Linked DNA regions of Homo sapiens: all the other regions are linked to region 1. A link is a contact called in ENCODE Hi-C or POLR2A ChIA-PET data. All regions are on one chromosome and are shown on one strand. Each heading gives the region's core, a stretch centred on a gene start or an enhancer-like site at or near the end of the contact. The rest is flanking DNA. Distances are from core to core; before and after follow the strand shown. Region 1 holds the start of TPK1 (thiamin pyrophosphokinase 1). Region 2 holds the start of ZNF398 (zinc finger protein 398). Region 3 holds the start of PDIA4 (protein disulfide isomerase family A member 4). Region 4 holds the start of GHET1 (gastric carcinoma proliferation enhancing transcript 1). Region 5 holds the start of CUL1 (cullin 1). Region 6 holds the start of MRPS33 (mitochondrial ribosomal protein S33). Region 7 holds the start of SSBP1 (single stranded DNA binding protein 1).

What was found. Hi-C counts contacts between places; a loop is a spot of excess contacts on that map. ChIA-PET counts read pairs that join two places held with the same protein, here RNA polymerase II (POLR2A). Pooled maps may share reads with other maps.
Region 2: a loop to region 1 is called in a map of endothelial cell of umbilical vein, with 13 times the contacts of the local background. The contact joins the promoter of ZNF398 here to the promoter of TPK1 in region 1. A Hi-C loop is called at or near these places in 1 of 168 maps with a recorded cell type or tissue (endothelial cell of umbilical vein) and 7 of 50 pooled maps. POLR2A ChIA-PET finds 5 or more read pairs at or near these places in 1 of 52 experiments (common myeloid progenitor, CD34-positive).
Region 3: a pooled map shows a loop between it and region 1 (12-fold over the local background). The contact joins the promoter of PDIA4 here to the promoter of TPK1 in region 1. A Hi-C loop is called at or near these places in 9 of 50 pooled maps. POLR2A ChIA-PET finds 5 or more read pairs at or near these places in 2 of 52 experiments (A549 and common myeloid progenitor, CD34-positive).
Region 4: a map of natural killer cell shows a loop between it and region 1 (12-fold over the local background). The contact joins the promoter of GHET1 here to the promoter of TPK1 in region 1. A Hi-C loop is called at or near these places in 1 of 168 maps with a recorded cell type or tissue (natural killer cell), 2 of 37 single-sample maps with no recorded cell type and 7 of 50 pooled maps.
Region 5: a map with no recorded cell type shows a loop between it and region 1 (15-fold over the local background). The contact joins the promoter of CUL1 here to the promoter of TPK1 in region 1. A Hi-C loop is called at or near these places in 3 of 37 single-sample maps with no recorded cell type and 15 of 50 pooled maps. POLR2A ChIA-PET finds 5 or more read pairs at or near these places in 1 of 52 experiments (CD4-positive, alpha-beta memory T cell).
Region 6: a map of ascending aorta shows a loop between it and region 1 (8-fold over the local background). The contact joins the promoter of MRPS33 here to the promoter of TPK1 in region 1. A Hi-C loop is called at or near these places in 1 of 168 maps with a recorded cell type or tissue (ascending aorta) and 8 of 50 pooled maps. POLR2A ChIA-PET finds 5 or more read pairs at or near these places in 2 of 52 experiments (CD8-positive, alpha-beta memory T cell and HCT116).
Region 7: a loop to region 1 is called in a map of naive thymus-derived CD4-positive, alpha-beta T cell, with 26 times the contacts of the local background. The contact joins the promoter of SSBP1 here to the promoter of TPK1 in region 1. A Hi-C loop is called at or near these places in 1 of 168 maps with a recorded cell type or tissue (naive thymus-derived CD4-positive, alpha-beta T cell), 1 of 37 single-sample maps with no recorded cell type and 7 of 50 pooled maps.

What each region holds. Positions count from the first base shown.
Region 1 is chr7:144,834,803-144,838,863 of GRCh38, forward strand. TPK1 (thiamin pyrophosphokinase 1) reads right to left here and starts at 1,251. Exons shown (of 9, transcript NM_022445.4): 1 at 1,165-1,251; 2 at 758-816. The coding sequence starts at 800. RefSeq lists a silencer at 992-1,091 and an enhancer at 1,392-1,461.
Region 2 is chr7:149,145,593-149,149,653 of GRCh38, forward strand. ZNF398 (zinc finger protein 398) reads left to right here and starts at 1,861. Exons shown (of 6, transcript NM_170686.3): 1 at 1,861-2,174. The coding sequence starts at 2,151. It overlaps LOC107986856 (a long non-coding RNA gene), which reads right to left and starts at 1,769. Exons shown (of 2, transcript XR_007060581.1): 1 at 1,391-1,769; 2 at 1-760. RefSeq lists enhancers at 1-64, 65-638, 639-1,212, 1,306-1,355, 1,787-2,360 and silencers at 1,666-2,305, 1,970-2,141, 2,436-2,585, 2,726-2,775.
Region 3 is chr7:149,026,560-149,030,620 of GRCh38, forward strand. It overlaps PDIA4 (protein disulfide isomerase family A member 4), which reads right to left and starts at 1,946. Exons shown (of 10, transcript NM_004911.5): 1 at 1,762-1,946. The coding sequence starts at 1,849. RefSeq lists enhancers at 1,066-1,660, 1,661-2,254 and silencers at 1,579-1,628, 1,719-1,788, 1,859-2,438.
Region 4 is chr7:148,985,599-148,989,659 of GRCh38, forward strand. GHET1 (gastric carcinoma proliferation enhancing transcript 1) reads left to right here and starts at 1,929. Exons shown (of 1, transcript NR_130107.1): 1 at 1,929-3,831. It also overlaps RNY1. RefSeq lists a silencer at 1,576-1,645 and enhancers at 1,788-2,288, 1,856-1,905, 2,226-2,275.
Region 5 is chr7:148,696,917-148,700,977 of GRCh38, forward strand. It overlaps CUL1 (cullin 1), which reads left to right and starts at 1,987. Exons shown (of 22, transcript NM_003592.3): 1 at 1,987-2,113. RefSeq lists silencers at 842-901, 1,562-2,591, 2,892-2,991 and enhancers at 1,172-1,221, 2,289-3,014.
Region 6 is chr7:141,013,029-141,017,089 of GRCh38, forward strand. MRPS33 (mitochondrial ribosomal protein S33) reads right to left here and starts at 1,924. Exons shown (of 3, transcript NM_053035.3): 1 at 1,883-1,924. RefSeq lists enhancers at 363-432, 1,575-2,220, 1,683-1,732, 2,253-2,452 and a silencer at 1,797-2,105.
Region 7 is chr7:141,735,547-141,739,607 of GRCh38, forward strand. It overlaps SSBP1 (single stranded DNA binding protein 1), which reads left to right and starts at 2,812. Exons shown (of 7, transcript NM_003143.3): 1 at 2,812-2,864; 2 at 3,578-3,644. The coding sequence starts at 3,621. It overlaps WEE2-AS1 (WEE2 antisense RNA 1), which reads right to left and starts at 2,496. Exons shown (of 4, transcript NR_199841.1): 1 at 1,837-2,496. RefSeq lists an enhancer at 1,829-2,714.

The DNA.
Region 1 (4,061 bases), core at 1-2,500:
GCCAGCCCATTCACCAGATGAGGCAAAAACCCAAGATAAATATCTGAGCAAGTCACGTAGACTGGGGCCCCCGAGCCCCAATACCAAGCGCCCCTTTATAAGCTCTTACATTTTGTCCAAATTTGAAATGGTTTCGTTAAGGCAGAAGCTTGGACTACTTCCCCATTGCTAGCTTTGGAAAGTAGTCACTTTCCTTTCCGGGCCCTTCGTCCTTGTTGATTGGCTCTGCAAGCAGCGAGCAGCCCAGCCTGAACTCGGTTACACAGTAATTTCAAATCTTAGAAGAATAAAATATCCTGAGTGTTATATAGATTTAAAACACTTGATATAATCATTTGCCAATCTTTTATTAGATAAGCTCGGGGCACTTTCAATGGATTAAAAATGCATCACGGTCAGGCAACGATGACCGTCCTTAATGCCTGCAATGTCTAATGTTCCGCTATGTTCCAGATTTGTTCGCGCTGTTGGTGGAGGCGCAACAGCCGGGAAGCGCTTACTGGGCTCCACACGGACTACACACACTGTATCTTGTCATTTCGTCCTCACAGCAAGGACTGATACGTAAGCTCATTTTTCAGATGAGGAAAATGAGACCGGCGAGAGGCTGATATGCTTAGCGGTACAGAGCTAGGAAATCAGGGACAGAACCCAGGCTGGAAGTCACGCTGGCTCTAGAGCCCCGTCCTTTCGACCTGTTCCCGTCGCTGGGGAGGGGCACGTCAGTGACACTAAACCGTGGAAAGAAATACAGTACCAGTGGAAAGCAGGGGCTCCAACGGGGTAAAGGCATGCTCCATAACGGATTATTGGCCTCTGCATTAAAAAAAAAAAAGTGAAGTTAGACTCTCAGTTTTAATTAAACATCGCGCAGAACCAACAGCACGGGAGCCGCCTGAACCTGGCACTCGGCAGCGGCGCGCTCCGGGACCCAGGAGCCAGCTGAGCTGCGGCGCAGCACCCGGCGCTGGGGACCCGCCACGGCTCGCCTACAGCACCGCCGCGGGCGGGGGCCCCCGGAGACCGGCCGCGCGGGCCGCTATGAGGTCCGAGGGGTTGCCCCTGCCGCCTCTCTCCGCGAACCCATCACCATCCGGGAACCTGGGGAGCGAGAGGCGGCCGCCCCCTTCCGCGGCCCGCGCGCCCGGCAGCAGTCGCACTTACACAATGGCTGGTAGGAGCCACAGACTGGAGATCGCAGGCTGCGGGAGCTACGGCGATCGACCGCTCGGCGCTCGGCTGAGGAGCCTTGGCGCGCGGTCCTCGCTCGCAGGTTTTAGCCCCCGGGACGCGAGGTGGCCCCGCCCGCTTCCGGGAGCCGGAGGCAAGTGGGAGCCGCGCCCTGTGCTCTGCGTCCGGCACTACCCACCTCAAGTCTCCAAGGCTTCGTTTTCTGGGCTGGTTCTGCTAGCTGTAGTACTGCTGCCGGGCCCTCTGCACTCAGCTTTAACAAGGAGGCCATTTGCTTCAAACTAAGTGGCGAATTCCCTATCACCCATGCTTGACCTAGCTTCCAAGCCAAACTTACTTTCCACTGTGCTGCTTCTAGTCCTGCTACCGGTGTCCTCCCTGAGCCGTCGGGTTAAAAGCTTTCCTTCCTGGCCGGGTGCGGTGACTCACGCCTGTAATCCCAGCAGTTTGGGAGGCCGAGGCGGACGGATCATGAGGTCAGAAGTTCGAGACCAGCCTGGCCAGCATGGTGAAACCTCGTCTCTACTAAAAATACAAAAAATTAGCCGGGCATGGTGGCGCGCGCCTGTAGGCCCAGCTACTCGGGAGGCCGAGGCAGGAGAATCGCTTGAACCCGGGAGGCCGGAGGTTGCAGTGAGCCAAGATCACACCAGTGCACTCCAGTCTGGGCGACAAAGCGAGACTCCATCTCAAAGAAAAAAAAAAAGCTTTCTTTAGGGAACACTCCGTTAAGAGCTTTCCTTACTTTGCTTTGTGGAAACAGAATGTTTTTGTTGGAAGAAACTTTAAGCCACCTATCTGCAGCTGCAGAGCGTCACTGTTGCAATACAGGCTTTTCCAATAGTGAGCGAACCTAATCTCCCTCTACCCTCTTAAGGTTTCCACCTGGGCCTAAGAGGTTAAATTGACTTAAGACAGTTTAACAGGGGAAAAGCTTACAGCTATGTGCATGGGAGTCCACAAGAAAAGACCCAAAGAAGGAGGAAGCCTAAATGCTTATATACGGGTTTAGCTACAACAAATTTCAAAAGTCCATGTTTAAATATGACCTTAATGAACCTAAAAGACAATTGGGGTACAAGGAAACTATCTGCACATGTAATAGACAAGTGGTTGCCATGTGTTTATCCTATGAAGAGCTGTTACCAGTTGATGTGTCCAGGTTCTTGGCGTCTTGAACAAAGAATTGGACAAAACGCACAAAGCAAGGAAAGAATGAAGCAAAAACAGAGATTTATTGAAGATGAAAGTACACCCCATAGGTTGGGAGCGCCCGAGGATAGGGGCTCAAGAGTGCCGTTAGAGAATGTTCTGGGGTTTAAATGCCAGCTAGAGGTTTCCATTGGTTACTTGGCTTATGCCCTATGTAAATGAAGAGGATGAAGTAAATTTTAAAGTCATTTACTGGATATAAGCCCTGTGTAAATGGAGAGGATGTTTCCTGTCATTGCTGAAGTACTGCAATTTGATTTAGTTCCAGGAAGTCAGCATGAATCGGCCTTAACATTCCCTGCCTCCAGACCCTATTCTGCCTCAGAACTACATGTCCATTAGTAAAAGGCAAACCAGAAAAATTATGACCAAGGATATAAACAGGCAAGGCAAATTATAGAAGGTAGTCAAATGGCAAAAACACATCACCAATATTCAGAACGAAATCTTGAACAATGAATTCAATGGCAGATTGTAACCAATTTTTTAAGCAGTAATAAAAATTTACACTTACTGATCAATTATTATGTTCCAGTCAGTGTTGAGGTCTTTTATATTTTATTTAATTACCCTAAAATGTAGGCTCCAGGAAAACAAGGACCAAAATTTAGTTGTTGGCCCTTGAATCCTCACTCTAGCACAGTTTACTTGTTAATGATTTGTCTCCCCCTACTAGAGAGCTAGCTCTCTAAGGGCAGGAGCCTTGTCTATTTCCTTCCCTGCTATTTCTCCAGCCACACAGTGTGTCTCACCAAGATAAGTTCAGTAAATGTGAAATAAATTAACAAATAATGGGAAAAAAATGGAGAATTATGGTACTTCATACCAGGAATTACAGGCATACCTCCTTTTATTGTGTTTAGCTTTATTGTGCTTTACAGATACCGCTTTTACAAATTGAAAGTTTGTGGCAAGCCTGCATCAAGCAGGTCTATCTGCAACATTTTTCCGAAAGCGTGTACCTGCTTCGTGTCTCTGCGTCATATTTTGGTAATTTTCACAATACTTCAAATATTTCCATTAATATATTCATTACAATCTGTGATTAGTGATTCTTAATGTTACTCTTGTCATTGTTTTGGGGTGCCACCAGCCATGCCCTTATAAGACGGCAAACTTAATAGATCAATGTTGTGTGTTTCTTACTGCCCCGGGACCAGTACATTCTCCTGTTTCTCTCTCCCCGTGGGCCTCCCTATTCCCTAAGACACGACAGTATTGAAATTAGGCCATTTTATATTCCTACAATGGCCTCTAAGTGTTTAAGTGAAAGGAAGAACTGCATGTGTCTCACTTTAAATCAAAAGCTAGAAATGATCAAGATTAGTGAGAAAGTTTTGTCAAAAGAAAGCTAGGCTTTTTGTATCAGTTAGCCAAGTTGTGAATGCAAAGCAAAAGTTCTTTAAGAAAACTGAAAGTGCTACTCCACTAAACACATGAATGATAAGAAAGATAAACAGCCTTATTGCTATGAAGAAAGTTTGAGTGGTCCGTGTAGAAGATCCAGTTAGCCACAACATTTCCTTGAACCAAAGCCAGATCCAGAGCAAGGCCCTGATTCTGAATTATCTTAAAGTCTGGGAGAAATGAGTAAACTGCAGAAGAAAAGTTTGAAGATAGCAGAGGTTCATGTGGTTTAAGGAAAGAAGCCATCTCCG
Region 2 (4,061 bases), core at 611-3,110, 4.3 Mb after region 1:
AGTTCAACCAGTTTGAAGACCCCCCACAGAGGAATGGGATGAGCATGAGAATGTAGTTTCTTCATCTCCTTGTACCACGATTTCACCAGCACTCTCCCACCAATCAGTCAACTCCATTACCCTTACAAACTCTAACCCCAAATTCCCAAATTCCTAGCAGAGATGGATGTGAGGCTTCTTCCTGTCTCCTCCTTAGGTGGCCCTATGATTAGACCTCTTTCTCTGCTGCAACCTGGTGTCTCTGCATATAGACTTGCTATGTGCATTGGGCAAGGAACCTACTGCTGTTACACACACTCTGTTGACTTAAAACACAACCTCACCAGAAAACACTTTGTTCTCGCAGGTCCTTTTTTTTTTTTTTTTTTTTTAAGATGGAGTCTAGCTCTGTCGCCCAGGGTGGAGTGCAGTGCTGCCATCTCTGCTCACTGCAACCTCCGCCTCCTGGGTTCCAGCGATTCTCTTGCCTCAGCCTCCGGAGCAGCTGGAATATCAGGTGCACGACACCACGCCCGGCTAATTTTTGTATTTTTTAGTAGAGACGGGGTTTCACCATGTTGGCCAGGCTGGTCTGGAACTCAGGTGATCTGCCCGCCTCGGCCTCCCAAAGTGCTGGAATTACAGGCGTGAGCCACTGCGCTCGGCCTGTTCTCGCAGGTCCTTTTGCTCAGACGCAGCAAACCGTAACCCCAAGCTCGATCTCTGCTGCTCTCAGGAATTCCACTTCCTCCAGCTTGGGCAACATAGCGAGACCCTGTCTCTACAGAAAAATAAATAAGTAAATAAATAAATACAAATAAATAAAACATTAGCCGGGCTTGGTAGCTGCGCCTGTAGTCCAAGATGCTCGGGCAGGCTGAGGGGAAGGATCGTTTGAGCCCAGCAGTTTAAGGCTGCAGTGAGCCTTGTTTGTGCCACTTGCACTCCAGCCTGGACGACAGAGGGAGACTGTCTCTAAATAAATCAATAAATAAGGCCGGGCGCAATGGCTCACGCTTGTAATCCTAGCACTTTGGGAGGCCAAGGCGGGTGGATCATTTGAGGTCAGGAGTTTCAGACCAGCCTGGCCAACATGGTGAAACCCCGTCTCCACTTAAAAAAAAAAAAATTAGCTGGGCATGGTGGTACATGCCTGTAATCCCAGCTACTTGGGAGGCAAAGGCAGGAGAATCGGTTGAACCCGGAAGGCGGTTGCAGTGAGCCGAGATCCCGCCACTGCACTCCAGCCTGGGCGACGGAGTGAGACTCCGTCTCTAAATAAATAAATAAACAAAAATTAAGAATCCTATTTCCAGACCAGGCCCCGGAGAGTCAATAATCCGAGATGTGAAGGAGACCTTAAAATATTATTGATCCCAACACAGGCCGCGTGGGACCTGAACCGCCTCACCTTGGCAACCACATTTGTAATTTCCGCAAATGATCTATATCTTCTTCATTCCAAAATTGTGCCTCTCCGTCACTCATTCCACCCATAGGCTCCCTTCAGCCGTGTCCCCCTTACTCTCACCCTGCACATTTCCGCTGTTCTAAATACGGCTGCCCTTCAGCAGAAGCTGTTGCCTGCAGACGGCGCCTGCGTATCGAGCCTCCGTGAAGAAAATCACTCCCCAGAATGAGCCCGGCTTTGCGGCTGGGTCCTAAACTGCGGTGAGCTGAACCTTCTCGTGGGAATGTGAGAAAGCGGAACACACGTGGGCCCCAAATAACAACCCTCCCCACACCGAAGCCCAAGAGCTGGGGGGGAGGGGCGGAGGCGACGCGGGGGGCGCTGGCCGCAGGGGCCGGCAGGGGGCGCGCTGGCCGCGGTGGCTGGGCAGCGCGAGCCTGCGGCGCGTCTAGGCCCGCGCGGTTCCCGGTGCACTCGCTGCCCACAAAGCGCCAGCTGAGGGGCCGCTGCGGGTGGAGTGCGGCGGAGTCGGCCTCGCGACCCCAGCTTGATCCGCCGCCTGCTGCACCGCGCCTCCGCCGCGTTCCTGCGCGTCCCGAGCCCCGACGGCCGCGTGAGTCCCGTCCGTGCGGGGAAGGCAGGGCCGGGTCGGCGCCGCCTGTGGAGAGGACCCGGCGGCCGGGCCTGCTTGGAGCCGGGCGCGGTGGCAGCGGCGGCAGCGGCGGCGACTTCCGAGGCCCGGGCTAGACAGCGCAGGGCCATGGCTGAGGCGGCCCCGGCCCCGGTAAGGGCGGCCGCGCGCGAGTGTTGTGAGCCCCCGAGACCCAGACCCCGAGGGAGGAAGGCGGGCGGGCAGGGAGCTGCCAGGCATAGGCGCCGTTCTCGGGTCCCGCCGGCCACGTCGCCTGTCGCCCGTGCTTGGCGGCTGCAGCCTCGCGTGAGGGGACTTAGCGGGTGGGTGTGAAACCGCCCACCCGGGGACACCAGGCTGGGCCGCAGGTCTGAGGGGCACTCGCAGGCAGCTATGAGACCCGGGGCCCTGCAGTTGGGTTGAAGTCGAGGGGGTGCCTGCTGCGTGTCAGCCCCACGCCTGCCCGCCAGACGCGCAGCGGGGTTGGGCTGGGGAGCCGTCAGCCATTCTCGCGGCCGCGGGAGCGTTCGTCACCAGCAATCTGAGCGGTGGCGCGGGCGGCATTTAAGTGTGCGGAGGCGCATTCCCGCCGCGCTGCGTGACGCCTGGGCTCCCGGCACCGGACTCGGGACACGCGGGAGGCCCTCCCGAAATAGCTGCCGAATGAATGGTGCGGACCCGGAGGCTGGAGTGGCCTCGCGTGCGTGGCGGTTCATTCGCGGGTGTTTGCCAAGGCCTGCGGGGGCCGGCAGCGGCCAGTTGCCAGGGCGACCGAGGCGACCGGGCCGCGCCTGCACGCAGCCCCGTAGAATGAGAAGGGGACGGTCAGGCCGCGGGGAAAGCACTGATCGCATTTGCCACCCAAGAGGTCTTTGGTCACCTCTAGGAGAGCAATTGTACTGGGTCAGGAGCCACCCTGGCACATGAGGGGTGACTGGGAAAAGGAGGAAGAGCAGCGATGGGTAGGGGGTAGAGCAGAGGGAAGTGCCACCTCCACTCTTGGACCTGTTTTTCTTTTTTCCAACCTTTTTTTTTGTGTATAGGTGGGATGGTAGCGATGATCCTGTGTTGTGCCAGTCCTGGCTAATAGAAATATAAGGGAAGCCGCATACAAAACTCTAAATCAAGCTTGTCCAACCCGCGGCCCCCAGGCCGCATGCGGACTAGGACTGCTTTAAATGCGGCCCAACACAAATTCGTAAACTTTCCTAGAACATCATGAGATTTATGCACGGACCTTTTTCTTTGTCTTTTTTTTTTTTTTTTTTTTTTTTTTTTAGCTCATCAGCTATCATGATCAGTATTTTATGTGTGACCCAAGACAGTTCTTCCAGTGTGGCCCAGGGAAGCCAAAAGATTGGACACCCCTGCTTAAATTCTCTAGGCGTCACGTTTAAAAAGTAAAAAGCCAGGCGCTGTGTTGTGCACGCCTGTAGTCCCAGCTAGGCCGGGGGCTGAGGCGGAAGAATCACTTGAGTCCAGGAGTTCGAGGCAGTCCACACCGCGTCTCTAAAATAAAAAAAATTTTTGAGAAGTTAAAAAATAAATAGATGAAATTAATTTTAATTATATATCTAACTCAATATATGCAAAATATTATTTCAACATGTCATCAATTTATTTATTTATTTATTTTTTGAGGTGGAGTCTCACTCTGTCCCTCAGGCTGGAGTGCAGTGGCGCCATCTGGGCTCACTGCAACTTCTGCCTTGCCGGTTCAAGCGATTCTCCTGCCTCAGCCTCCCGAGTAGCTGGGACTACAGGCGCGTGCCACTACGCCCGGGTCCTTTTGTATTTTTAGTAGAGAGGGGGGTTTCACCGTGTTTGCCGGGATGGTCTCAATCTCCTGACCTCGTGATCCGCCCGCTGGGATCCAAAGTGCTGGGATTACAGGCGTGAGCCACCGCGCCCGGCCTCATGTAATCGATTTAAAACATTAATGGCCGGGTGTGGTGGCTCAAGCCTGTTATCCCAAGCACTTCAGGAGGCTGCCGTGGGAAGACAGCTTTAGCCCAGGAGTTGAAGACCAGCCTGGGCAAC
Region 3 (4,061 bases), core at 696-3,195, 4.2 Mb after region 1:
AGAATCACTTGAACTCGGGAAGCAGAGGTTGTGGTGAGCTGAGATCGCGTCACTGCACTCCAGCCTGGGCGACAGAGCCAGAAAAAAAAAACAGCCAGGCGTGTTGGCAAGCACCTACAGTCCCAGCTCCTCGGGAGGCTGAGGCAGGAGGATCCCATGAGCCCAGGAGTTTGAGGCTTAAGTAAGCCATGATCAGGACAGTGCACTCAAGCCTGGGCAACAATGCGTAACCTTATCTAGGAAAAAAAAAAAAAAAAACGGAGCTAGAAGTCCCAGGAGGCCTGCCCTTGGCCATGATGACCCCTGGGATTCCTAGGCTCACCCTAGGAGCAACTGCTTCCCAGGGACTCTTCTGTGTTAAAGACCTCTGACCGGAAGGATAAACTTGCTGGTCCTAACAGCTCCTAAAGCCACTCTCCCAGGCCTCTCAAGAATCCCCCCAAAAACAGAATCACTGGATCAAAACCAAGACAGTGCTATATGCTTTTCCGCTATGTTCCAAAAAGCATCTTCCACCCACACTGGTCCTCAACTTTCACTGTGCCTCCCGAAGTTAATTCTATGTCTCAAGGGAAAACTGACTTAAAACGCAGATTCCGGGGCCCACCCCTGCATTCTGCTTCAGTGTATTTTGGGTATCTGTATTTAAATAAACACTATTTAAACAAACATGATTTGGGTAAAGGTCTCAAGACACAATTTGTAAGCAGTCCCGCTATCGGATTCCTTTCGGCAGGTGTTTTTCTCGCCGAGTGTGGGTTTTTACTTCCTTTTCTATTTGGGCAAAGACTCTTTTTGAATCAGTGACCCACGCAGAAGTTACTCAATCTGTTTGAAAGAGTATAAAGTTCACGATTTCCCTACACACTAACATTATCAAAGAGTGTATATTTATATTAGAACAAACTCAGAAGGTTAAAAAGCTAGTGATTAAAAGTAAGGGCAGAGAGGAAGAAGGTAAAGACCAGTACCTGGATGCCTTATTCTCTAGGAATAACAACTTTTCCTTAATTAGCACTTCCTAATCTTCAGAGTTCTTATGTCTGCAGCTAGCTCACTTCGAAGAAAAATGCAGGGACCATGAAGTAGTTGTTACTATTCCTACTGGAGTACGCGCTTCATGGGCAGGGACCACACTCACAATCTTTTCCTCCCAGAACCCAGTACAGGGACTGGCACACAGTAAATGCTAAATGCAGAAGGAATGGTATCTCTAGTTTCTCAAAGGTGCAAACCAAGCCATCCCTTTCTCCAGAATCTATGGATTAATCATTTCCAAATCTACAGACCACATTTTGAAAAGGAATGCTTGCTGTTCCAAAGAACTCGCACTTGTTTCTTCACGCCCTCGCCCCTTCTCTCCAGTGGCTCTCCCTCTCCCTTCCCACTGCCTGGGCGCGTTCGCCTGGAGTTAGCCTGGACCTGACGAAAATCTGTAAATTAAGGCGAAGGACCCAGCTGCAAAAAAGGCGCTCTGCAGCCCTCTCCCAGCCTCGGGTGACAGGGGTCTTCCAGGGCGTCGGAGCCCAAGAGACCCCGGCCACCTTCCTCTCCCGGGAACCCCAAATCGATCCTGCCACTGCCACAGCCACCGCCCCCGCCCCTTCAACTCCGCCAAGTTTACCCCGGGCTCGGCGCCCATCACTAGTTCTGGAGCTGACCGCGCGGAAGCCCGCCCGCCGGGGTCGCAGGGCCCAGGCCCCCGCACAGCTCTGCAGCCCCCGCAAGCACAGCCCGACCCGCGGCGCGCTTGCCGCTCACCCTCGTCCGGGCCCTCGGCACCCGCCACGGCCAGCAGCTGCACCAGCCCCAAGAGCAGCAGGAGCAGGAAGGCTTTCCGGGGCCTCATGGTAGCGGGGGCGGAGCGCGGCCTCCTAGCGTCGGCGGCCGCTGAGCGCACCGAGAACTCGGGGTCTGGCCGACAGCCCGTCGCTCCTTAGCGACGCGGGGGAGCCGGAAAAACCCACGGAAGTCGTCCCCGGCGATTGGCAGGGGGCGGAGGAAGTCGCGGGCCGGCCAATCCCAGACTGACGCCGGCACGGACCGCGCGCGCCTCGGCCGCGACGAGTCGGCTCCGCCGCCCTAGGCCCTCCCTACTCCTGCGCGCGGCCCTCGGCTGCGCGTTTAAAACTCCGAGCCCTAACGTGAGGTGCCCCCTTCTGATTGGCTGCGCCACAACCACCAATCAGCGGCTGCCACTCGGTTTGCCGGGAGCGCACAGGCCAAGAGGGAGAGCGGGGGAGAACAAAGGCGGCGGGCCGGGCACGGGGAGTGCGGGACCTGGCTACGCCTCGGGGCGCTATTGGCAATCGGTGCCGGGGGCGGGGCAGGAGAGGCGGAGCCTGGGAAATGTGGAGCGGGGCGGGGCTCGGCTCAGCATCCTGCGGCCGAACTTGGCAGTAAGAACACGTGTCGGTACCGGAGCGGTGGGGAGCAGTGGCGAGCAGGGCGGTCCTCGCAACCCGCCGGGGCTCTGGGAAGCTGGAGACCAACGCGGGCGGAGGAGCACGAGCCTGTTTGTTGCTAGAAAGGGGCTCCAAGTCCGCTGCATGTTCGTGGCCTTCTTAATTTCTTTTTCTGCTCGAGCAAATAAAAGTTTCATTTCTCTCCGGAGTATTGAGCTAGAGAGCGGGGAAGAGCATGCAGTAAAGTGAATCCAGACTAGAATCTGGGGAAGCCTCTCTCCAAGGTTGCATCTCGGAGAAACAAGCCATCAGATTCTTGTCTAAACTTTGCCTCGTCTTATTTAGTTTTCTAGTGATTTTCTGCAAAAGGAAATACCAGATAGGCAATCTAGTGGTTTACATAGATCTGAATAAAAGCTTGAGGTTTTCCCTCTTGACCACTTTGGAGAAGAAAACTAGGTTAAGATGACGATTTTTGTATGTCAGAAAAGAAGCCTGTAATGTGCATTAAGTTTGAGACTTTTTTTTAACACCTGGGAGTTTGAGAAGGCAAATAGGGAAAAGAAAAAAAATAGAAACTCAAGTTCAGGAATATTTTCTCGTGTGTGCAGATTATTACGTGAGGAAGAAAAAAGGGATAACTCACAGACCTTAGCAATTAAAAATACTTAATTTTTTTGTTGAATGCCTATTAATCTGATGGTTCCTGGTCAATTTTGTAGGGCAGAACATTATGCAACTGTACACACTGATTTATTAGAGTGCTATGAATGTGGGCCACCAGACAGTTCGGTATCATGTTATTTTATTTTTTGAGACAAGAGTCTTGCTCTGTCACCCAAGCTGGAATGCAGTGGCGCCATCTCCTCTCACTGCAACCTCCGCCTCCTGGGTTCAAGTGATTCTACTGTCTCAGCCTCCCGGGTAGGTGGGACCACAGGCGCCCGCCACCACTCCCTGCTAATTTTTATATTTTTAGTAGAGACAGGGTTTCACCACGTTGGCCTGGCTGGTCTCAAACTCCTGACCGACCTCAAGTGATCCACCCACCTCGGCCTCCCAAAGTGCTGGGATTACAGGTGTGAGCCACCGTGCCCAGCCTTAATATCATGTTAAAGATAGACCTGTTCTTCAAAAAGACAAGTCAGAGTTCTCATCTTTCTTCTTGTTTCCTATGACACTGTTAAACTGAGAGGAATGAGGACCCCATTTGCTCAGTGGTGGGAGAAACACAATTTCACTGGCCTTTTGTTGATACAAAGATAGGAAGAAGGCTCTTGAAGTGCTGTCTGTATATGTGTATAAACACACATATATCTTGTGACATTAAAGTAACAATGTTCTTTTTGAAAGCATTTAGGGTATAGCTATAGAAGTTCATTCAACAAAACAGAACTTTATCAAGTTGGAAAGCTCCTTTCTCTTTATCCCTAAATTTTTCACTCAATTTTGTTATGGGTACAAACAGCACTGTGTTGAGGGTCAGAATGGAGAGAGATGAGAAATGATACTTCCATGACTATATCCAAGATCTCCACAGTTGGTTGTTGTAAGCGTAGAGAGGCTGTCTGTCAAATCATAGATATGAGGCCGGGCACAGTGGCTCACTCCTGTAATCCCAGCACTTTGGGAGACTGAGGCAGGCGGATCATGAGA
Region 4 (4,061 bases), core at 679-3,178, 4.2 Mb after region 1:
CAGGTTCCCCCTCAACACCTGAGAATTACAATTCAAGGCCGGGTGTGGTGGTTTTTGCCTGTATTCCCAGCACTTTGGAGCCCGAGGTTGGCGGACCACCTGAGGTCGGGAGTTCGAGACCAGCCTGACCAACATGGAGGAACCCCGTCTCCACTAAAATACAAAAAATTAGCTGGGCGTGGTGGCACATGCCTGTAATCCCAGCTACTCGGGAGGCTGAGGCAGGAGAATCGCTTGAACCTGGGAAGCGGAGGTTGCAGTGAGCCGAGATCGCGCCATTGTGCTCCAGCCTGGGGAACAAGAGCGAAACTCCGTCTCAGAAAGAAAAAAAAAAAACAAAAAACCCCACAGGGAAGCTCTTGGGAAACCCACATGTGCCCTCAAGGTGCCTTGGGTTACTTTCACCTATAAGAAAAATTTAAATATTCTTTTGTTGTATACACATTTGTGGCAGTCACACTGTACTGCAACACCACCACAATCTCATCAAACAACACTTTGCCTCGAGGCTGTTAGGAATGTATACTTCCATGTAGCGAAGAGGGAAGGAAGATCAGTGTAATGACCCTTTGTTTCTGATGAGGAGGCAGCTGCGTGGCTTTCTAAAGGCTACATAAGAACCTAAGGGCTGAACCAGGATTAGAAAGTGGCTCTGGTGCCTCACGTGGTGAGCATCCCGCAATGTACTCTGCCCTCTTCCGCCTTCTCTATTTTCAAACTCTTGGACTTGGTTTGTCTTCCTCCAAAATACTTTCTCTCTGAAAATGTTCACATCTCTTAGCTTCAAAACTTAACTGGATTGTCGACTTTGAAATGCCTCTTAATTTTGTCCATTGAGTGTTGTATCATCAAATACCAGTCCTTAATCCTACTGATATTAAAACATTAAAAAAATCCTGGCCGTGCGCGGTGGCTCACGCCTGTAATCCCAGCACTTTGGGAGGTTGAGGCAGGAGGATCACTTGAGGTTAGGAGTTCAAGACCAGCCTGGCCAACATGGCGAAACTTCGGTCTTTACAAAAATAGAAAAATTAGCCAGGCGTGGTGGCGCGCGCCTATAGTCCCAGCTACTCAGGAGGCTAAGGCAAGATAATCGCTTGGACCCACGAGGCGGAGGTTGCAGTGAGCCGAGATCACACCACTGCACTCCAGCCTGGGTGACAGAGACTCCAGCCTGTCTCAAAAAAAAAAAAAAAAAAAAAAAAAAAGAAAGAAAAGAAAAGAAAAAGTACAAGAAAAAGAAAAACCCCTATTCACCCTCATCCCATTTCCTGTCTTTGATCTCTTAGGACATACTATACCATCTTTACCAATAATTGGTCCGTAGTATCTATTACTATTTATTTGATTTTTGTTTTCTTTTTCCTTCTTGTCTGTGATGGGTTTTCCCAAATTTACTGTTTGTTTCTGGAAGAAAAGAATAGTACTTCGTTTTCCCCCTGTATTCCATGCTTTATTTAATGATGCTGACTTTCAACATTTTAAAATTGAGATGAAAACAAGAAACGAGGGATGCCAGGAGAGTGGAAACTCTCGTAAAAGACTAGTCAAGTGCAGTAGTGAGAAGGGGGGAAAGAGTAGAACAAGGAGTTCGATCTGTAACTGACTGTGAACAATCAATTGAGATAACTCACTACCTTCGGACCAGCCAATAAGTCCTCCTACTGTTTGAACTATTTAAAGCCCCCAAATTTGTTCATTTTCCCCTTACAGTGATATTCTGGTTTCAGTTTACTGATGACTATATTTACAATATTAATGATATATATATACTCTAAGAATTCCCTGGCACATCTATTTATCAATAGCTGGAAAAACGTACTGAATAACAAGAATCAGACGTGTTGCTAAGCATCCTGGGAAAGAGATATGCAAAATTAGCATTTCGTCATCAGGGCGTCTTTCCCCCGGTTTGTCTTGAGTGGCTCAGCCACCGCAAGGTACCAGAGAGCCGCCCAATCTGCGCTGGCCTCCTTTATCTGTTTGCTGTGTGACCCTCCGGACAGCTCTGTGGGACCTGGAGGAAACTGTGAGCCCTACAGATAAAGTCTGTGCTTCCAGCGTCGGTAAATCCCAGCAAGCGCCACTACCTGGAGGCTGACACTTTCCCATCTTGGCAGTCAGCTCCCTACAGAGGTGCTTCTCCCACTGCCCAAGATCCCTGCCTCCTCCTTAAACCCCAACTGATAGAACAGAAACCACCACCTAAGGAACGTGAAGGGGAAGCATCTGAAACACCAGAAGATCTTGGATTGTTCCTGAGGACTTCAGAATCTACAGGGACAAAAGGCAGAAGCAGGAAGTCCGAAGTAAAGATGACTAAGAAAAGGCGGGTGGAAAAGATTTCTGTGAAAGTGTCAGAGGCAAAGCTCTGAAAGACCTGAAACTCATGCCGAAAGCAAAGAACAGCAAAAAGACAGTAGGGATGTGTCTGGAGCAACAAGGATCGGGCTGTTCCTGGGGCAGCCGAATTCACAGCTCTGTTTTACTCCTAATGGAGGATCTTCCTGCTGCAGCGGCGAGTAGACCTTACTGTAAAGGTGCAGGCAAGGGGAGGGGAAGGGCAGGCAGCTGCCCATTGGAGTTCACATCTCCAAGCCTGAGAAAATGTGTTCCTGGATGCCCCAAGCCAATGGAAAAGCAGAATCATTGACTATGTTTGACTCCTTCTGGTACCTAGCACAGTATCTGGGACACAGCAGGTGCTATGTAAATGTGTTGAGTGAATGAATGAATGAATGCCATTGAGGAGAATGAATAACCCCAGAAAACTAGACATGGGTAGATGTTGTCCTAATTTCAAAAGAGGGGAAAATGAGAGTGAGAGTTTCATAAATGACAATCTCTAAACGATGTTGCTCTCTAGCAAAATTCTAGAATGGATTATTTTAAGAACAAAGCAGGTAAACATTGGCAGCCAACTTGAAATTAATAAGAAAAAGGTGTGCGCCAGAATAGTTTTATTTCCTTTTGTTTTTCATTGTACAGCTTGATTTGACTAAGTTGTTTATACCTTTCACTCTGCCTTTGCATGCACTGGGGGTGATCTAGTCTACTATGTGGACTGGAAGTCCACCCAGTGGCCAGGCTCAGAGGCAGGGAAGGGGGGTTGGTGCCATTCTGGGAGAGGAGGTTTCTGGGGCTGTTTCTCAGCCAGATCCTGTCTCATCTGTTTCCAACAACCCCACAAATGAAGACACTGAAGCTGACTAATCAAATTGACTGATGCCCCAATAGGTGTCATGATATGCAGTGAGAATCCGGCAGGCATTAGAGATGAACAGCACGGGCTGCAGCCACATTATCTCAGCTTGAGTCCTAGTTTTCACCAGCTACTAGCTAGCTATCTCTGGTCAAGTCACTTACCTTGCTTGAGCCTCAGTTTCTCCATCTAGAAAATGGTCATAATCGAAGTATCTATCTTATAGGGTGTTGGGAAGATTAACTGAGAAGCCACATAGAGTTTACTGGCACATTAAAAAAAGAAACTATAAGAATGTTAGCTGTCCTTTTGCACGGCAAAAGGAACAGTAAGCAGAGTAAACAGACAACCCACAGAGTGGGAGAAAATCTTCCCAATCTATACATCCGACAAAGGACTAACATCCAGAATCTACGAGGAACTCAAATTAGCAAGAAAAAAACAATCCCATCAAAAACTGGCCTAAGGACATGAATAGACAATTCTCAAAAGAAGATATACAAATGGCCAACAAACATATGAAAAAGTGCTCAATATCACTAATGATCAGGGAAATGCAAATCAAAACCACAATGCAATACCACATTACTCCTGCAAGAATGGCCATAATAAAAAAAAAATCAAAAAAATAATAGATGTTGGTGTTGATATGGTGAAAAGCGAACACTTCTACACTGCTGGTGGGAATGTAAAGTAGTACAACCACTATGGAAAACAGTGTGGAGATTCCTTAAAGAACTAAAAGTAGATCTACCATTTGATCCAGCAATCCCACTACTGGATATCTACCCAGAGGGGAAAAAAAAAGTCATTATATGAAAAAGATGCTTGCACATGCATGTTTGTAGCAGCACAATTC
Region 5 (4,061 bases), core at 737-3,236, 3.9 Mb after region 1:
TGCTAAGAATGATCGTGTAGGCAGGTGGAGAGTAAAGAATAGAAAGGAGTTAAGAACCAGGAATGGAGGCAGTGAGAAGAGAGAGGGTGGTGTGGGTGGACCAAATACTGCTATTAAGGAAAAAGAGAGGGTGGAGGAAACAAACAATACAGGGAAGGTTGACCCACTCAGCCCTTCTATTCAGCTGGAGGAAGTCACAGAAAAGGAGGCTATATTGAATGGTAAGATTGGAGAAGACTGGTTAGGGAATAGGAAGATAAGCTGTTGTCTAAAAAACGCAGTCTCCAGTAAAAGGAAGAAATTGGGACATTTTTTTAAAACCCCACATAGGTACACTGGAAAACATGGGCCACAGGGATAAACCTTCCATTTTTACTTCCAACCTTACCATGTGCTCACAAAAAAAGGTGTTAAATACATGTAAGTTTTGACGAGGTTATTTAAAAGTGTAGGATATAAACCAAGAATTTTTCACACCCCAAAACCCCGCACAAATTAAGGGATTACATATCTGAGTGACAAGTACATACAAACGCATTACTTCTAGAGATACTTAGATGTAGATAAAAGACCACATTTCAATAGAAGGATCACACAGACCAGTGGGATGTTTCTTCTGAGATAACCCACTTTATGCAGGAAACAGTGTGGACTCTGGGGACGGCCTCTGCTCTGGCTGAGGATTTCTGTCCCAGAGCGGTACAGGAATCTGCGTAGTGTTTTAGTTTGGAGAAAACAGGAAGTTACACTCATCACATCTTTTGCCCAGATGATAGAATTCGAAATCCCCCCGGGGTTGTTCATGGAATGAGCCGCTCTGTTATGTTGTGAGCCGTGGTATTAATCAGCCACCCCTCACTAGGTGTTGGGGTTCCACCACGCTTCCTCCACCCCCCGTCACCACAGCAGCGGGTAGTATTTAGGTTGAATATTCCAAATAGTCAATTATGACAGTTAATTTCAAATGAGATGACTTCGAAGTACACGTGAAAACAATACTATTTTATATCACGACTCATGCCATCCGTATGTGTAATCAAAGCCTTCTAAGTCTTGATATGTCCTTACAAAGACGAAGGATAGAGTGAATGTCAAAATTTGCCAAACAGGAGTTACTGAAAGTCTGAAGGGGAAAGCCTAGTTAGGTTTTATCTTAGAAGTGATTTTTAAAACGAAACACGCAGATAAGCTCGAGCTTTCTGGAGCCGATTCCTAAGGCCTTGCAGGTGGTAAGGGGGTCGAGAATTGGCTGAGGTTCCTCGGAAGTCCGCGCCGATTCGGAGGGCCACCTCTGACTTTCTGATCTGGGGTGCAACCCCCAGTCCCTGTCCCGGTCGACAAAGGTGTGGAGTCAGGTTCCAGGCAAGCTGGGGGTGGGGGTGCGCACAAGGGAGGGGCAGGGGACTGGGACCCCCTCTTCTTCGGGGTGCTTCGGGCCGTTTCTCCAGAGGCTGGTGGTGTCCCCGACCCAAGCAGCTCAGCCCCGCTCGCGAGGTCCGAAGTGGCGGGAACGGGTCCTCCGCGGCGGTCCCAAGGCGAGGGAGGCTGTAAAACCTGGCAGAGAATCCGGCGCGCCGGGTCGGGGATGTCTCGGGTGCCGGGGGCAGGGGCCGCAGGCTCGCAGGTAGAAGCTTCCCCACGCGAGCGGGGGCCTCGGCCGCGGAAGGGGCGCCCCCGGGGCCGCCGGCAGCGGCGAGCGGGCGGGAGGGAGCTTTCCGGGCCCCTCCCGCGCCTCGGGCTGGCGGGGCGATGGCGACGACGGTTTCCCGGCTCCCCCGCCCCGGACGCCGATGGCGGTGCGTTCCGGCCCTCCCCCAACAGCTTCTCCCCCGCGGTCGCCGGAGCCGGTGAGGCCGAGAGGGCGGGGAGCCGCGCAGGGAAGGCGAGAGGGCGGAGGTTGCGTGGTGCAGGCGGCGGCGGCGGGAGGAGGAGGGCCGGGCGGGCAGGGGAGGAGGAGGAGGCGGGCGCCGTGTCGCACGCAGCTCCAGGCGGGGCAGCCCCGGTAGCTGAGGGACGCAGCTAGACCTTGGCGGGACGGGGCTTTCGCCGGGGCCCAGGCCCAGGGACCAGGCGGAGGCGTCGCGGGAGCCTTTGGGGCACCACAGAGATGCGGGTGAGTGTCGGCAGCCGCCGGGGCCGAGAGGAGGTGGCGGCGGCGGCGGCGGCGCAGGCCCGGCCCCGAGCCGCGGTGTCGCAGTGACTCGGGCCGCGACGGCCGAAACCAGGCGCCTGGCGAGGCCTGAGCCGCCGAAACGCGGCCGGGCAGAATGGCGGCCGGGCCGGGGGACTCGTGGGCGGAGGACGCCGAAGGTGGCAGAGGAGCGAGCGGGGCCGGGCCCTGAGTCACCCCGGACGGGCCGGGGCGGCCAGGCCTGGACTACGCACTGGGAAAAAGCACGATTCATCGCGCCTGGAGGCGGCGGCCTGGTGGCGCCGGCCCCTTTCCCCGCCGCGACCGGGCTGGGTTCTCGGAGGGTGGGCCGACGTGTGGCCCGGGGCGGCTCGGGCGTCCGCGCCTCGCCTGGTGAGGCGACCTCCGCGGGACGCCGGGACCCGTGCCCTTGCCCCCTCGCGCCCACGCTTCTTCCCGGCGCTGCTTTCCGGCCGACGCGTGTTCCCCTGTGAGCTCTGGGCTCAAGCGCAGGAGCAGCCGCGGAGCCGGGCTCTCTCGCTTTCCGGTTCCCTGCCCGCGGCTCTCGGGTTCCCCGCCTGCATTGTTGCGAACGTGCAGGGCGCTATTATTGGGTAACAGTCGCCCTTTTGCCCCGTTCTCCTGGGAGAGCGGGCCGGGGCATGCGCGCAGGGATGCTAGCCCGGCGGCCGAACCGGACAGAGCCCCCCGGCGCCCGCCTATCGCTCGCTAGTCGGGCCGGGCCCTGCGCTGCGGCCTCGGCGCGCCCCCGGTCCCAACGGGAGCGCGCGCCCTGACCCTGAGGGTAGCCGTGCGCCCGCCAGGCCGCTGGGACTTGGGGTCCCCAGACTCGGGGGTCGTCGCTTTTTTTTCCCTTAAGATCTGAAAGACCCCCGTTTCTGCCACCCGTGCAGTATTGTGTAGCGCAGACATAAGATAAGAAAGAGAGGAATGCTTGTAGACATTCCTTGAAATGAATCCCCAAAGTTAGGGTTTTCTCCCTGGCTGGCTTTGCCAAAAAGAGGATTCTCTTTTCCGATTGGGTCACTCTTGGTTGCTTCTGGTTCGTAGTAGGGGTTAGTGGTAAGTGCGCAAATACTGAATTGCAGTCTACTTAAATATTTGTTTGCTCTGTGTAATTGCTCTTTCCTGTAGTAGCATTAAAATCGTCAAAAGTTCTGAGTGGAGTAAACGATCACACTTTTTGGAATGCACTTAACGAAGCGGCAGAAGAGGAACTAGATTCCTTTTTTACTTCAAGCCATGAGCTTCTAGGACCTAAGCATAGCTTAACGCCTCGCAGAAGTGTGTGCAGTTTTAAGTTTAACACTTCATTTCATGGTGCACCCGAAAATGTACCCGATTTTCTGAAATCCTGGAGAGTGTATTACGTAGTAAAATATGTAATGATGTTTAAAATGTAAAACCAGTCATTCTGTTTGAAAAAGATATTTGGAGATGAGATTTTTCTTTGTTTAAAGAAGGTTTGTTTTTGGATATTGAAAAATGTTTTACTTGAAGGTTCTATTTGTTGTTTTCCATGGTGAGTCGAAATAGTTGCGTTACATTTCAAATTCCAAAGCATGCAAACACAAGACTGGCTCGCTTTAACTCTATTAATGCCCATTTTTGGAGGTTTCAGGAGAGTGTTCCTTAAGCTTGAGAGGGATGGCTGAATTGCTTTCTAAATATGTTAAACTTTTTTTCTCATTGGCTTCATCTTTTAAAAACGATTTTGTCAAAAAACAAACCAAATTTAGATATGCTAGGGTTTTTCACCAATTTATAAAAGCCTCCCTCCCTGAGAGCCACATGCTCAGGTCCTTATAGCCAGCCCCACCCCCCACTCCTAATGTGTGTACCACATCAGAAGACAGACACGCATGCCTGAGCTGATTCTGCATGGTTTCCTTAGATATTACAGTTCATT
Region 6 (4,061 bases), core at 674-3,173, 3.8 Mb before region 1:
TTTGTTTATTCCTTGTTCTTAATCATGTTTAAGAAAAAAAAAAAAAGAGAGAGAGACAGACAGATAGATACTCCATATAGTAAAAACTTTGTGCCTCCCTGGAATGATGACCTCATTTACAAAGACTGACAGCCAGAGAAACATAGGGAGAGGACCAGCACCTTGATAACTTGACAAGATAGCCAGGAGGAGGAAGGGACTCAGTAGGACAGTAGTCACTGAAGCCATCACAGGATGCTGCTGTTATGTCCATGCCCATTTTGGAATGTGGCAAATTACTGGGATACATAACTTGTAAGTAAAAAGGTCACACTAGAATAGGCTGGAACATGGTTATATCATAAAATCCAAGTCCTAAAGTTTTATGACAGAGAAAGGGAATAAGCCTTTTCAAACCTGAATCCCTTACTAGAAACAAAGGCCCACTTGCTAAACAGGAGGAAACTGAAAGTGGTTTTAACAATTACCAATGACACTGCTTTGTTGTTTCCTTCCACAGTGCACAGACACATGTCTCTCACGAAGAATAACACGGGAGCTTTTCTTACAACGTGCATGTCAATTACATTTTGATTCACATGAAACCATTCTCGGGGAGTACAAGTCACTTTAAGTGTTACCTTTCTTTAAATGTGAACTAAAGAAAACTGTACTCTCATGAAAAAAGTTAACTGGAGCTGAAAATGCTAAGCAAAAACAAATTACTCAAATGTGCTGAGCAAAACAAATTAAGCCCACATGAGAAGAAAATTCCCATATTTTTACTTTGGCATAACAGGGCAAACTTCTTTGATCTTTTTGATAGGTCTGATGCATTTAAAAGATTATTTCAATAAGTGGCTTTGTATTAGGTTTGCCTTTTCTCTTTGAAAGGTAAAGATGAAGTGCAAGAGTTCTTAACCGGGATGTGCTTCAGCGTTTTGAAAACAGTGGAAGTGTACATCTGTATGCCGATATGTGTATGTATGTGTGTGTGTAAATTGTTCTGGGAGAGAGCTTTCTCCAGTTTCCCAAAAACCATTGGTTAGCAGAACGCACCAGCTGCAGAATAAAAAAGCTGGTTGGAATCTCGCCTCTGCCTTTTAATGGCCACGTCGTTTTTGTAATGGTGCTTATTCTCTGCCAGGTTCTCTCATCGACTACACGAGGACAGTCATACTATCTGCGATGTGAAGCTAATATGCAAAATTCACGGCACAGTGCCCACCCTAATAACCATCAGGATCCAAGGAATTCACATACAGTGTACACACGTTGTCATAGAAACAATCTAAACATAAAAACAATCTCAACAGAATGCTTAAAAACAAAAAAACCCGGTACCGATTATTTTACGGAGTCATAGAGGCATCAACGGCACTGAAAATGTATTAGCTGCATTCAGTTCATCAAGAACAATCTTCAACTCCCTCCACCTGACTCGATCATGCCTGACTGTGATGGAAACTGTAGTATTGTCAAGTCAACCGATGTTTGACTCGGGAGCGCATTTCGCAAATATTTTTCTTAAATATCACCTTACCGTATTTTTCTTAAGGTGGTTACAAAATTAATCTGCAGCCCACCACCCAAAGCTACAGTGCCGAAGGCCGTGTGATGAGCAGAGAAACTGAGCCTTCTACTGTTAACCAATATGGAAGAGAGTAATTGCGCCTGAGAGGAAATTACGGCAGCGGAAACGCGGGTATTCTACGTTTAAGAAATCCCCCAACTGAGGCAGAAAAAGGCCAAGTTATTTGTGTGATGCACGTGAACCGCCCGAGCTGGTCACTAATGAAGTGGATTCGCCCTATTCCTGGCGACTCTACAAGGTTGGAGACCCCCGTAGACTTCGCAGCCATCGCCCCTTGCTGCAGACCCCCAAAGTCACCGACAGCCTTACCTAGACCTGACCTTCCTCACCCACGCGCCCTCGTCCCGGAAGGCCCGCCCTCTACCCGGCTCCAAGCTCGCGCAGGCAACTATTACGGGGAGCAGTAGAGAAACGGAAGCTTGGCAGCTAGAGCGGAGCCCTAGTGAACGACCCGGAGTTACTGGCTCCCCCTCCTGAGGCCTCCGAGGTGTACCTGGCGCCTGCGCAGTAAGGCTAGCGCCGCCGCCTGTGCGGAGGACCCGGGGAGGTGGTGGGCTGGGGAGAGTTAGAAAGGTCTGGCTCTCCTGGAAGGGCATGCACGGTTCGGTAGTATGTTTTGGTGGGAATGGCTACAGACCTGCCTCCAAAAGCTCTGAAGCAATGGCGATGCGTGTGCCGTGTGGTCTTTCTGACCGACTTGCGGCGCCATCCCCCTCCCCTTCCATCTATCTGCTCATCTTCTAATAGTTAATTAGGATCCCTAGCTGCAAGCCTTCCTTGCTACTGGGTTAGGAGCGCTTTCCCCCATTGACCCAGGAGCTTCTTCAGGGAGTAGGGGATGGAACGTTTGTCTCCTCAGTAGTTATCTTAGACCTCGCTGGGCAGATAGTAGAAAGCATTGTGAGTATTTCACCCCATACTAAATCTGTTTTCAAGCAAGCCACATCCCATAGGCATTGTATGCAGCACTTACTCAATGTTTGATAGTTTGGGTGAGGAAACTGTACTCGTTTTCTGAGTATCGTTCAAGGCATTTTATAAATATTTCAAAATGTACCCTGGAATTAATATCGGTAGTGAGTTGCCTACCTAGTGGGTATTGTATTTACACCCTCTTTCCTCCTACAGAATTTACTTTTAAGTTAGAATTTGACGTCTAATCAATCTATGCTATAGGATTTGCTTTTATCAAGTTAAGTTTTGACATGTTATCAGCCTTATATGATATAGTAAACAGCCTTATAAAGTTGGGTCTAGTGACTACATTTAAGTTTACAAAGGGGTAATGAGTATCCTATACATGGCTACAGTCCAGAAAAGAAGTCCTAAGGAGCGAAACTCCTGGGAGAAATTTCGTCTTGTCTTTTGTACTTGTTTCTGTGGAGTTGGCTTGTTTTTATGTAATGGCCACTGAATCATATAAACAAGAAGACTTCCTTTACGTGTAAGCTGCTGGTTTAAAGCCAAATTTTAATTGGCTCGAGGCAAGAGCTATATATATGTGTGTGTATATATATATATACACACACATATATATATTTTTTGCATAAACCTTGTTGGCTTCGTTTTGTATATCCTTCCTGTTTTTTCCTTTTCACGTATGAATTATTGGTGTTATCAATGTTTTGTGAATTACTATAAGCTACCATAAATCTTTCTTGAAACATAGCTAGGTATATAGAGTTTCAGGTGACTGTTTAGGTACTTTGCACTATCACTTTTATTAAGTCAATTTCATGGGGGTTCATATTAGTTTCCTGAGGCTGCTATAATAAAATACCACAAACTTGGTGTTGTAGAGCAACTGAAATTTATTATCTTACAGTTCTAGAGGCCATAAATTCAAAATCAGCATCACTGGGCCAAAATCAAGATGTTGACAGGGCTGTGTTCCCTCCAGAGACTCTAGGGGAGAATCAGTTCTTTGACTCTTCCAGCTTCTGGTGGCTGCTGGCATTCATTGGCTTGTGGCCACATCACTTTAGACTTCAAGGCCAACATCTTCACATCTCTGCTCCCTTTTCACATTGCCTTCACTATGTGTGTCAGACTTCCCATTGCCTCCCTTTTAGGAATGTGTAATTGCATTTAAGGCCCATGGAGCTAATCCAAAATACTCTCTCAATCTGAAGATCCTTAATTTAGTCACATCTTCAAAGGCCTTTTCCCCGTATCTGGTAACATTTGCAGGTCCCAGGGATTAGACTCTGTTATCTTTGGGGAACAGTTTTAGCCTACCACAGGATTAGAAGGAGTAAGCCATTGAAATTGGCCAATCAGAGACTGTTACTTATCAATAGGAAAGTTGGAATATTAGGGATGGAAAAATGAAATGAATAGAATAAAATTGAACCTCCTATGGATATTGACTTCACCAGACCTTGGCTTACCCATTTACACCGCCAAGATAATGCAGTTTTAAGAGCACTTTTTATAATCAGAGATTGCTCTATAAATCAGATATTTCCTTATATATTTCTATTTTCTG
Region 7 (4,061 bases), core at 1,562-4,061, 3.1 Mb before region 1:
CTCCCACTTCAGTAGCTGGGATTATAAGCACATACCACTATGCCTGGCTAATTTTTTTTTTTTTTTTTTGAGACGGAGTCTCGCACTGTTGCCCAGGCTGGAGTGCAGGGGCACGATCTCAGCTCACTGCAAGCTCCGTCTCCCGGGCTCTCGACATTCTCCTGCCTCAGCCTCCCTAGTAGTTGGGACTACAGGCACCCACTACCACGCCCAGCTAATTTTTTGTATTTTTAGGTAGAGACGGGGTTTCACCGTGTTAGCCGGGATGGTCTCGATCTCCTGACCTCGTGATCGGCCCGCCTTGGCCTCCCAAAGTGCTGGGATTATGGGCGTGAGCCACGGCGCCCGGCTGCCTGGCTAATTTTTGTATTTTTTACAGAGACAGGGTTTTGCCATGTTGCTCAAGCTGATCTTGAACTCCTGGGCTCAAGTGATCCACCCCCTCAACCTCCCAAAGTGCTGGGATTACAAACATGAGCTACTGGACCTGGCCAAAATTTTTTTAATTAAACATTTTTTTTTGTTTTTGTCTTTATTTTTAATTTTTGTGGGTTCAAAGGAAGTGTATATATTTATGGAGTACATGAGATATTTTGATACAGGTATGCAACGTCAAATAAGCACATCATGGGGGATGGGGTATCATCTTAATTTATCCTTTGAGTTACACACAATCCAATAACACTCTTATTTTAAAATGTACAGTTAAGTAATTATTGACTATAGTCAACCTATTGTGCCATCGAAAATAGTAGGTCTTATTCGTTCTATTTTTTTGTACCCATTAACCATCCCCACCTTCCCTCCAGCCCCCCACTAACCTTCCTAGCCCCAATTTTTAAAAATACATAAGTACACATATACACAGGGGTGCATATTCTTCCTTGTGCCTCAGGCTCCAGTCTGGCTTGGATCCTGTATTCAGTTAAAATTTTAATACAGTCATGCACTTCATAATGATGTTTTGGAAAAAGACTGCATATACAACAGTGCATATACAAAGGTGGTCCCATAAGATTACAATGGAGTTGAAAAATTCCTATCGTCTAGTGACATCATACCTGCTAAAACATCAGAATGCAATGTATTACTCATGTGTTACTTGATATTAATAATGACTATGTCACTGGTTTATGTATTTACTATACTTTTTATTATATTATTATTTAACTTATTTTTTAAAAGTTAACTGTAAAACAGCCTCAGGCAGGTCCTTCAGGAGGGATTCCAGAAGAAGACACTGTTATAGGAGATGACAGCTCCCTGTGTGTCACTGCTTCTGAAAACCTTCCAGTGGGACAAGATGTGGAAGTGGAAGGCTGAGATTGATCATAATGACCCTGTGTAGGCCTAGGCTAATGTGTGTGTTTATGTCTTAGTTTTTTTAAAAAATGGCTAAAAAGTTAAAAAAAAAAAGAAAAAAAGCAAAGGTAGAAAAAAGCTTGTAGAATAAGGATATAAGAAAAATATTTTTGTACAGTGGTACAGTGTGTGTTTTAAGCTAATTGTTATTACAAAACAGTTAAAACGTAAAAAAATTTGGAAGATTTATAAAGTTATAGTGAGTGAAAGTTTATTAAAGGAAGAAAAGTATTTTTTATAAACTGAGTGTAGCCTAAGTGTACAGTGTTTATGAAGTGTTTAGTGGGTACAATAATGTCCTAGACCTTCATGTTGGGCCACCACTCACTCATTTACTCACCCACAGCAACTTCCAGTTCCGCAAGCTCCATTCATGGTAAGCGCCCCATACAGGTGTGCCATTTTTATCTTTTATACCGCATTTGTACTGTACCTTTTCCATGTTTACATATGTTTAGACACACAGATACTTACCATGAATTACAATGGTCTGCGGTATTCAGTACAGCCCCATGCTGTCAGGTTTGCAGCCTGGAAGCAGCAGGCCACACCACAGAGCCGAGGTGTGTCCAGGCTCCACCATCTAGGTCGTCAAAGTACATTCTGTGGTGTTCGTACAGCAACAAAATCGCCTAATGACGCAATCCTCAGACCTTACCCTGTTGTTAAGGTACACATGACTCTTATTTTGTTCCTCCCGGATTTCCTGCATTAATTTTTACTTTTTAAAATATTACATTAATATATTATTTGATTGCCAGTTTTTCTGGTGCTCCCTTAAATTGCACAGCCTGCCAGCCCTTCCCTGGCTCCCCTTTCTTTTTCTGCTTTTCTTAGTGCTTCAACAGACCTGGGACGTTCTTTTTCTTTCTTTTTTTTTTTAATTTTCTTCTTTTTTTCTTTTTCTTGTTTTGTTTTGTTTTGTTTTGAGATAGAGTTCGCTCTGTTGCCCAGGCTGGAATGCAGTGGTGCGTTCACGGCTCAATGCAGCAACGACCTCCAGGGCTCAGGCGATCCCCCGACCTCAGCCTCCGGAGAAGCTTGGACCACAGGCGCGCGCCACCACGCCCAGCTAATTATATATTTTTTGTAGAGACAGGTCTCACTATGTCGCCTAGGCTGGTCACAAATGTTGCTTTTTTTTCCCTCCAGGCAGAGCTAGTCTCTGTTTTGCCTACCTCGCCCCCTCCTGGGCCCAGTTAGAAACCTCATCACATAATTTCATTTCTTTCCAAACTTGAAACCTTCTAAACTTGAAACCTTCTAAACTTGAAACCTTCCAAACTCACCACTTGGCGGCGTTGATCCATCCGCCCGCGCACAAAGAGAAGATCGCGGAACTTCAGAGTTAAGGGGAGCCGTTTCCCGCAGCGCTAGCCGGCAGTATTTCCAAGGCGCAAGTTGCGGAGTTTCTGTTTCCTTTTTCCTCTGGCGAGCTTTGCGTTCCCTGTGCGCCGGAAGTGATCCCCTGCGTGGCTGGGCTGCTCGGGTTAGATCGTCAGGTGAGGGAGGAAGGGATAGCCAGCGCGAAGGAAGTGCTGGAGTCGTGTGTTTTGGCTGCGCGTGATCCTGCGTGGGTCGGGAGGTGTTTCTGTGTAGGTGTCTGGCCCTTTCATCAGTCGTGCGGAGGACCGCGTGATTTCCTTCCAGTTCTCCTCGGTTTTCAGGTGGTGGCGCCATCTTCGGTAAAGGGTGTCCACCTCTCCCTATGGTGTGGCTGGCTAGCCCGGGGGTCTCTACGCTGCTTGGTCTTTGTTAACGGAGATGAAGGCAGTAATTTTTCAGTAACAGGTTTCAGATATAAGTCCCTTGGTGATGCTAATATTTATGGAGGCCTTACTATGCATTAAGAACTTTTTTAGAAGTTTAGAAAATGGCAGTGAATAAAGCAGATACAAATCTCTGCTCTAAGGGAGCTTGCATAGTAATGAAATTTGAGAAGACAGTGGATTGGAAGTGGGATTAACTCAGAATCAAAATTTTGTCGATGGGTTGGAGGAAGAGGAAGTTATTTGGGACCAAAAAGACATACAGGTGTGAGTTTATTTGGGAGGGAGGAAGGAATCCTCATCAGATGTGCAGGAATGTTGGTACGTTGTGGTCACAAAATTGGAGTGCATAAAAATTATGAATATAGTTAGGAATTTAGGACTGGTGAGTTGTACTTTTGCCATAAGAGGTAATGTTTTTTTCTTATTTTGTTTTTTTCCTTCAGGAAAAGCCTAAAGATTAGACTGTAAGAAAAGAAAATAGAAGCCATGTTTCGAAGACCTGTATTACAGGTAGTCACTTGTCTGTATTAATACTGAGATGTATTACTATCAGCCACAGTGATCAGAAGACTTCTTTAGGCTTTTAACTACAGGGGCAAAAGACCTTTGAGCTCACCCACCCACCTCTATACTCATTTGATATGGAGGATTGGGGACGATTTTGCCAGTGTAAATTATGTTCACTAAAACAAAAAAAAAGTTCAGGTTTATTCACACGTAATAGGAATCATTAATTTTTAAAATGTGTGTGTGTTGCTTGAATTTAACCAGTGAGAGGACATTAAAGGTCTTTAGTGACCTAAAGACTGTAGGAATCATTGTTCCAACTTTTTTCTTAAGGCATGTAGTTGCTTTTTTGACCATCTACCTCCTGTGTTGCTAAACGTTCCTCTTCCCCCATCTTTCCACACTGAAGAGAGCATCTCA